Linked DNA regions of Homo sapiens: region 1 is linked to region 2. Evidence: chromatin contacts called from ENCODE Hi-C or POLR2A ChIA-PET data. All regions are on one chromosome and are shown on one strand. Each heading gives the region's core, a stretch centred on a gene start or an enhancer-like site at or near the end of the contact. The rest is flanking DNA. Distances are from core to core; before and after follow the strand shown. Region 1 holds the start of ANKFY1 (ankyrin repeat and FYVE domain containing 1). Region 2 has its middle 18 kb from the start of CYB5D2.

Region 1 (3,908 bases), core at 884-3,383, 100 kb before region 2:
CACCGTCTCTCATCTCCCAGGTACCTGGCAGCCAGAATTCCTACTCTTCCTCAAAAATTCAGTGCTTGACTCTATGTTCCCACGATCTAAGCTCCAAATTCCTCCTCCACTCCACCTCACTACCCACTAATGCTTATCCTTAACAGCACCTAAAGCTTCTCCAACTTTAAATCCTCCTTTTCGTTTCTGACACTCTTATTCTGTTCTCAGATTCTTCTTTTTAAATTTCTTTTCTTTTTCTTATTTAATTTTAGAGACAGAGTCTTGCTCTGTCACCCAGGCTGCAGTGCAGCGGCAGGATAGAGCTCACTGCAGTCCCAAACTCCTGGACTCAAGCAATTCTCCAGCCTCAGCCTCAGCCTCCCAAGTAGCGACAACTAAAAGCCTGCACCACCAGGTATAGCTAATTCAGATCCTTCCTTCCAACCTTTTGTCTCTTACTCCTGGCTGTCCTCCAAGGCCACCACTTTCCCTGCAATCCTGAACTATTGATGCATTCTTTTGATTCTCCCTTGAGTAAAAGTCTTTTTTGAAAGGTCTCATGCTGGGCCGGGCATGGTGGCTCATGCTTGTAATTTCAGTACTTTGCGAGGTTGGGGTGGGAGGACTGCTTGAGACTAGGAGTTCAAGACCAACCTGGCCAACAGAGACTCCATCTCTGAAAAAAAAAAAAAACAAAAAACAAGAAAGGTCTCATGCTATTCAGCTATGTTACTGTTTAGCCCTCCATTTTGCAATTGTCTTAACTAATCGTATAGTCCTCCCCACATTCACCAAAGATTTTAGCTCCTGATGCTCCTTTCCTTTCCTACCTCTAAATCCCAACATCTAATTTTCCTGCCTTCTCACTTCCACTTCAGCCACTCTATTCCGTGGCTCTGTCCTGGACTTTTTTTTTTTTTTTTTGAGACAGAGTCTCACTCTGTTGCCCAGGCTGGAGTGCAGTGGCACAATCTTGGCTCACTGCAACCTCTGCCTCCCGGGTTCAAGCGATTCTACTGCCCCAGCCTCCCGAGTAGCTGGGATTACAGGCATGCACCACCACGCCCGGCTAATTTCTGTATTTTTAGTAGAGACGGGGTTTCACCATGTTGGCCAGGCTGGTCTTGAGCTCTAGACTTCAGGTGATTCACCCTCCTCGGCCTCCCAAAGTGCTGGGATTACAGGCGTGAGCCACCACGCCCGGCCTGTCCTGGACTTTTCTCATCTCCTAGTGCTACTTCACTATGAACCTGTTTGCCACTTTAACCACCAAGCTCTCACAACATTGCCTGCACTGCACTGGCCTTCAATTATCAGAGACCTGCAGTTTCGTGGCTCCTCCATCAGTCCCTAGCCAGTCTGTATCCCACGTTTGATGGCCTGGGCTGTCGTCTCATAGCACCCTCAATTTATTTTGGGCAATGCAATCCCAAGCCCTGGATAAATGCTATAATTCAAAATATCTGCTACTGCAGCCTGGTGGCTGAGTTCTAGAAAAAAGTGATCCATCAACACATACATGAGGCACATGAAACCAGGCCTTCCAACTTCAGCGTCCTCTTCCAAAGTTTCTTTGCTCTTCTTGGTCTCCTTCCTTGTCTCATAACTTCACCCATAAAATCGATGTCATCAAACGATCTCCCTGATTTTCTTCCCCCCTATATATCTGCACGCATGTTCTTGTTTCCTACCGTTTTAGTGGAATAACAGGTGACCTGCCTCTAGTCTAAATTTAATCCGTTTTCCTGAGTTCTGCATCGCATGCAGAGCATCCTACCTCCCCAGGGACCTCTCCACTGACTCCTTTCTCCCAGCCTCTCCTTTCTTTACAAACCTAAGGACCAACAAACCCCCTCTCTCGACCCTCTCATTGCCAAGCTTCTCCAGAGTAGTCTGCATTCGTTGTGTCATCCTTTTCGGTGCCCTGCCAAGGACGTGGAATATGACAGGGCTCAGTCAGTGCTTAATAAATCTCGAGCCTCAAAAATACCCGGTAAAAAGAAACCCGGCTCTCCGCTTCCCCCAGAGTCCAGCAACCCCCTCCGCTTTCATTCACCCACTTTCCTACCCTCGGCTCCGCCTTTTGCCGCGCCTCCCGCGATTCTCGCGAGACTTGGTGATTCCGTTCCGCACCGCCCCGGTTGAGCCGCGCACTTCTCGCGAGGTTGCAGGCAGTGCCGGGCCAGACATGGCGGAAGGTAGGGTTTTTTTGTGGAGCCGCGCGGGAAGACACGGAGCTGTGGGGGCGCTGCTGGCCGTGCGAAGCTGCCGTGGGAGGGGAAGGCCGGGCGTGGTTGCATGGGGGCTCCGCGGGTCTCGCGAGCCTTCCTGTCTAGCCTCTCCGGAGCTTCTCGGGCCGGGGTCCGGAGCGCGGTTCCTATGACAACGTCCCTCCCGCGATGCCGACCCCGCGGGACTGCGGCCGGCTGCGGAGCCGGGCTGGCAGGTCCCGCGCCGGTGCTGCGTGCAGCCGCGGGGCCCCGAGGGCAGCACGGGAGGCTCTTGATTGCCGGCGGTGCCGGGACGCCGGGGGAAGTAAGCCTTCTCCTTAGGAAATCGAAACTGCTGTCCTGGCACGTTCTGCATCCGGAAGGGGTCCATCCCTCGCTTGCGGAAGAGCGTGGGTCTCCTCGGGCTGGGTTGGGGTGAGGTGGGGTGGGGTGGGGGCGAGGCAGCAGCGAGCTGGCCCACGCTTCAGGCGGGCGCACTGGCGGCTCCGGCTCTGCTGCAACCCCAGCCTTCAGGCCAGGCGTACAGATGAAGACGGGAGGAAGGGGTTTGCGGGAAGGGAGTTGGCCAAGGTCACACTGCTCACAAGAGGGCTGCTCAAACCAGACCTCTGTGCCTTTGCCTCCCCGTCCAGTGCCTACCCTCTGGTCTCGTGCACTTTTCATGACATTGCAGCTTAAGGCACTCTGGTCTCTCAGAGTCTGCCTGTCTTAATGTAGCAGTAATTAGAAGCCTTCATTGTCAAAGCCTTATTGTACACGTAGGGGGAAAGAAGGCCCAGAGACGGGGAGTTACCTGTCAGGAATCGTGCAGGGACATTGTTGGATCTGGGCAGCCTGGTTCTCCTCTTCACCCCATTATTGGAGAACAGTATTCCTTATTTGACCTTTGTTTATTGAGTGACTGCAGTGTGCTTGGCCACGACCTTTCCTGTTGGTTTTGAGCTTTGACTGAACCCATCACTTGATGGATCTTAGATTTGGGCAGCACCTGACAGTTGGTCGGCTTTTCTCATTTGCATTAGACTTCAGATAACCTCGTGAAGGAGGCCTGGCGTGTGTATTTGCCTTTATTGATAAAGGAATTTAGGCAAAGTTACAGAGATAGCTGTGACTGACACCCAGTTGGTTTTGGGGGGTGTGTGTGTGTGTTTTGAGATAGGGTCTCGCTCTGTCCCACCGGCTGGAGTACAGTGGCGCGGTCACGGCTCACTGTAGCTTCAGTCTCCTGGGCTCAAGCGATCCTTCTGCCTCAGCCTCCTGAGTAGCTGGGACCAGGGGCGCTCGCCACCACACCCGGCTAATTAAAAAGGGGTGTGTGTGTGTGTAGACAAGGTCTTGGCCCCGTGTGGTGGCTCGCGCTAGTAATTTCAGCACTTTGGGAGGCCGAGGTGGGAGGATCGCTTGAGGCCAGGAGTTCAAGAGCAGCCTGGGCAACATGGCGAAACCTCGTATCTACAAAAAATACGAAAGTTAGCCAGGTGTGGTGGCACGTGTCTGTAATTCCAGGTACTCGGGAGGATGAGGCACAAGAATCGCTTGAACCCGGAAAACGGAGGTTACAGTGAGCTGAGATCGTGCTACTGCACTCCAGCCTGGAGTGAATGGAGTGATGGCGGGTGCCTGTGGTCCTCGCAGTAATACTAGGGAGGTGGGAGGATCATTTGAATCCGGGAGGCGGAGGTTGCAGTGAACTGC
Region 2 (3,966 bases), core at 855-3,354:
TCCCGAAAAGTAGTTATTTTAAACATACTAGCTGCCTGAACTTACTGTGCCCTTGGCCCAGATTTCAGCTCATAGCACCGAGCGTGATCACTGAGGCAGTCTCAGTCACCGTCACCTGACCCCTCTGAAGTTCTCAAGAGGATCCACTCATGAGGAGCTTTCTGCTGGCCGAGGCGTGAAGGGCGACTGGCACTGTGGGTTTCAGAGAATGCTAAGGACAGTTTCAGGCCTTGCAAATTAAAACCTAGTGATCCATAAAGCCCCTGTACAAATCACTACCAATCAAGCAGCTCACGTGGCCCTCACGCTGTCCTGAGCAAATGTATTCCCTTTTTCCTGTCTTCCATTTTGCTTACCCCTAGGTCAGACTAGCTGTGGTGATTGATAGAGCTCATAAAGCTCATTCTCCAGTGGCTTTTCTCCTAGTTAATATGCATGTGAAGTGTTTCCACAGGACAATCCCAAGTAATCCTCACAGCTGCCCTTGAGGCGAACAGTGCTAACCACGCTGTCACTGGTTATGATAAGCGAAGCACAAACAGTAACCAGGCACATCAACTTCCACACGTTTGCCCAGCCAGGGAGAGCACTGGGTTTTAGTTCTGCTTTTTTATTCATGAGCTGAGAGTTCTGGGCGAGTTTCCTAACTTCTTTGCCTCTGTTTCCCTATCTACATAATGGGGGCGGGACTGTAGTCCTTAACTGACAGGGTTGCCTGGAGGAAGGTGATCAGTAATGTGTCCTTCTCATCCAAGTACCCGGATTCTGGTGTGTGCACCGCAGGCTCTTCTGGCAGTATCTGCTGCCACCGGAAGAAATCTGGGGGCTCTGGCAGTAGGAAGTACTCTCAAGGCTAGGGTCCAGCCTAGGGTTGTTGCCCTTCTCTGAGGCACCCACAGACTTCTGAGCAGGCACAGTCCTAACCTCCCCATTGGGGCCAGCTTTCAGAGTACAGCTTTGCCTAGAGCAAAGTGAGTGTGGGGCGGGGCGGGGGTCACGCAGTGGCTCAGCTGTGACCAAAAAACGTCAGACTCTTCACTCTTAGATGTTTATAGAAAACTGTAATCTCAGAATGAAAAGGCAAATGTTGAAACTTCTTTCAAGATGACTTCTTTATTTTTGGGTTTTGTTTGTTTGTTTTGGGAGAGTCTCTCTCTGTCGCCCAGGCTGGAGTGCAGTGGTGTGATCTCGGCTCACTGCAGCCTCCACCTCCCCAGTAGCTAGGACTGCAGATGCGTACCACCACACCCAGCTAATTTTTGTATTTTAGTAGAGATGGGGTTTCACCATGTTGGCCGGGCTGGCCTCCATCGAACTCCTGGCTTCAAGAGATCCGCCCACCTTGGGCTCCCAAAGTGCTGGGATTATAAGCGCCCGGCCTCCTTCACAATGTTGGAGTGGAGTGCAGCTGCAAAGGCTTTGCCTTGACACTGTGCTCACTGGTGTGGCAGAGATCAGACTCGCATCACAAAGCCCAGCTCTGTCACCCGACGGTTGATGTAACTATTAGAAGAGGTGGGGAGATATTTATGCCCCTTTTCTGGGCCATAAAATGGGAACTTCTCAAGGCAGGCATAGAGATTAAATGAGAACAAGGCCTGGCCCAGCATAGTTGCCCAATATGTATGTTTTCTCCTTCCCTTCCTTCTGCCAGCAAGTCTAACTGCATGCTCAGCCTAAGCTGAGCTTATCTGTGGCTTCCATCAGGGCCTTGCCCTTCCTCCCCCATGGTTTTGCCCAGGGCCACCTGTACTGGAGAGGGAAAGGCCAGGCATTTCTCCAGTAATTACCAGCTTCTCATGGCTGAGCCCTTCAGGCCATTAAAATGACAACCTACTCTTGCTGAACCTAATTCTTTGCTGAATCCTTTGCCCTGACATGAGAGATGTGTTACCAGATTAAGTAGGAAGGTAAGTACCATAAGGTAAGTATCAAAAAGGAAATGAATTCTCAACTGAGCAAGGAACAGAGCAGGCTGCTGAAGCCAGCCAAGTCTGTCCTGGAGCCTGCACGCAGGGCTCTTGCATCAGTCAGAGATCAGGTACCCTCTAGGCACGGCCAGAGCCCGCAGCTGGCTGGAATGACTAATGCTCCTTTTTGTTTGTTTGTTTTTTGAAGGATCAGAACATCTTGGGACCTGGCCCTCACACTCTCCCTGCATTCCTACCGCAAGGACAGCCTCTGGCTGCTCTACTGGGTTTATTCCACCATACTATAAGCCCCCTGAGGTCGGAAGCCTTGCTTCCTCGACCACCCAACCCTAACGTGATGCCTGGCACATAGTAGGTTCTTGGTAAGTTATTTGCTGAATGACTAAGGAGGACTAAATCATGGGCAGTAACTAGTTTCCAGTTAGCATGGAGTTGGGGGCTGTTTCTGGTTAATAGAGAAGTCTCAGCACTGAGCTCAGGGACTGCCTAGAACTCAGAAGAAAATCCTAATTTCAGCTCTTCTTTCTGTCTGCTCCTGGTCCTGCCCCAGGGAGGGCAGAGACATACAGAAATATGGAGGAGTGAAAATGGCACCGAATCAGGCATCCAGAGCTTTGAGTTCTAGGCTCAGGTCCATGCTCAGTGACTTAAGTTCTATGTGCCTTTATTGCCTTATCTCCAAAAAGTGCGGTGGCTCACGCCTGTAATCCCAGCACTTTGGGAGGCCGAGGTGGGCAGATTGCTTGAGCCCAGGAGTTGGAGACCAGGCTGGGCAACAAGGTAAAACCCCATCTCTACAAAAATAAAAAACTAGCCGGGCATGCTGGTACGTGCCCATCATCCCAGCTACTCGGGAGGCTGAAGTGGCAGAATCTTTTTGAGCCCGGGAGGTCAAGGCTGCAGTGAGCTATGATCACGCCACTGCACTCCAGCCTGGGCAACAGAGTAAGACCCTGTCTCAAAAAAAGAAACAACTCTGCACGAACTTCCCACACGCTAGGTGCGGTGGATATAGGGGTACAGCGCTGAGTAAAGTGGATTATAGGGGCATGGTGCTGAGTCACGTGGATATAGGGGTGAGGAGCTGAGTCACATGGATATGGGGTAAGGCTCTGAGTCATGTAGATATAGGGGTACAGCGCTGAGTAATGTGGATTATAGGGGTACGGCACTGAGTAAAGTGGATTATAGGGGTACGGAGCTGAGTTGCGTGAATGTAGGGGTACAGCGCTGAGTTGTGGATATAGGGGCACAGAGCCGAGTCGTGGATATCGGGGTATGGAGCCGAGTCGTGGATACAGGGGTACGGCGCTGAGTCATGTGGATACAGGGGTACGGAGCTGAGTCATGTGGATTATAGGGGTACGGAGCTGGGTCGTGGATATAGGGGTACGGAGCTGAGTCATGTGGATTATAGGGGTACGGAGCTGAGTCATGTGGATATAGGGGTACGGAGCTGAGTCGTGGATATAGGGGTACGGCGCTGAGTCATGTGGATTATAGGGGTACAGAGCTGAGTCATGTGGATATAGGGGTACGGCGCTGAGTCATGTGGATATAGGGGTACGGCGCTGAGTCATGTGGATATAGGGGTACGGACAGTCGTGGATTATAGGGGTACAGAGCTCAGTCATGTGGATATAGGGGTACATAGCTGAGTCATGTGGATATAGGGGTACGGAGCTGAGTCATGTGAATATAGGGGTACGGAGCTGAGTTGTGGATATAGGGATATGGAGCTGAGTCGTGGATATAGGGGTACGGAGCTGAGTCATGTGGATATAGGGGTATGGAGCTGAATCACACTGGGGCTCTGTCCTCAGAGTGTCTGAGGTCCAGTGCAAGAGGTTGATAGGAAGTTCATGGTAAGAGCCCACTGTGATATGAGCACAGCCATGGAGCAGGGAAAGTGCGTCTATAGCTCACTGCTGGCCCAACAGTTAATGAAGGCTCCCAAGAGGGGCCTGATTGAGCTGAATATTGAAGCAATACGGGGTGGATTAATTCAACGGAGGAAGAAGCGTCATTCCAGGCA

The links. Hi-C counts contacts between places; a loop is a spot of excess contacts on that map. ChIA-PET counts read pairs that join two places held with the same protein, here RNA polymerase II (POLR2A). Pooled maps may share reads with other maps.
Region 1: a pooled map shows a loop between it and region 2 (2.0-fold over the local background). The contact joins the promoter of ANKFY1 here to the enhancer-like site in region 2. A Hi-C loop is called at or near these places in 4 of 50 pooled maps. POLR2A ChIA-PET finds 5 or more read pairs at or near these places in 4 of 52 experiments (OCI-LY7, PC-9, activated CD4-positive, alpha-beta T cell and 1 more).

The regions. Positions count from the first base shown.
Region 1 is chr17:4,262,204-4,266,111 of GRCh38, reverse strand. It overlaps ANKFY1 (ankyrin repeat and FYVE domain containing 1), which reads left to right and starts at 2,133. Exons shown (of 25, transcript NM_001330063.2): 1 at 2,133-2,180. The coding sequence starts at 2,171. RefSeq lists an enhancer at 1,947-2,036 and a silencer at 2,687-2,836.
Region 2 is chr17:4,159,534-4,163,499 of GRCh38, reverse strand. No RefSeq gene overlaps it. Among named protein-coding and RNA genes, the nearest start is that of CYB5D2, 18 kb to the right of the region's middle. Within about 2 kb of position 2,104, at least 14 of the 41 ENCODE cell types and tissues checked have a DNase peak (open chromatin) inside an H3K27ac peak, as active enhancers do; they include PC-9, where a contact is called at or near this core.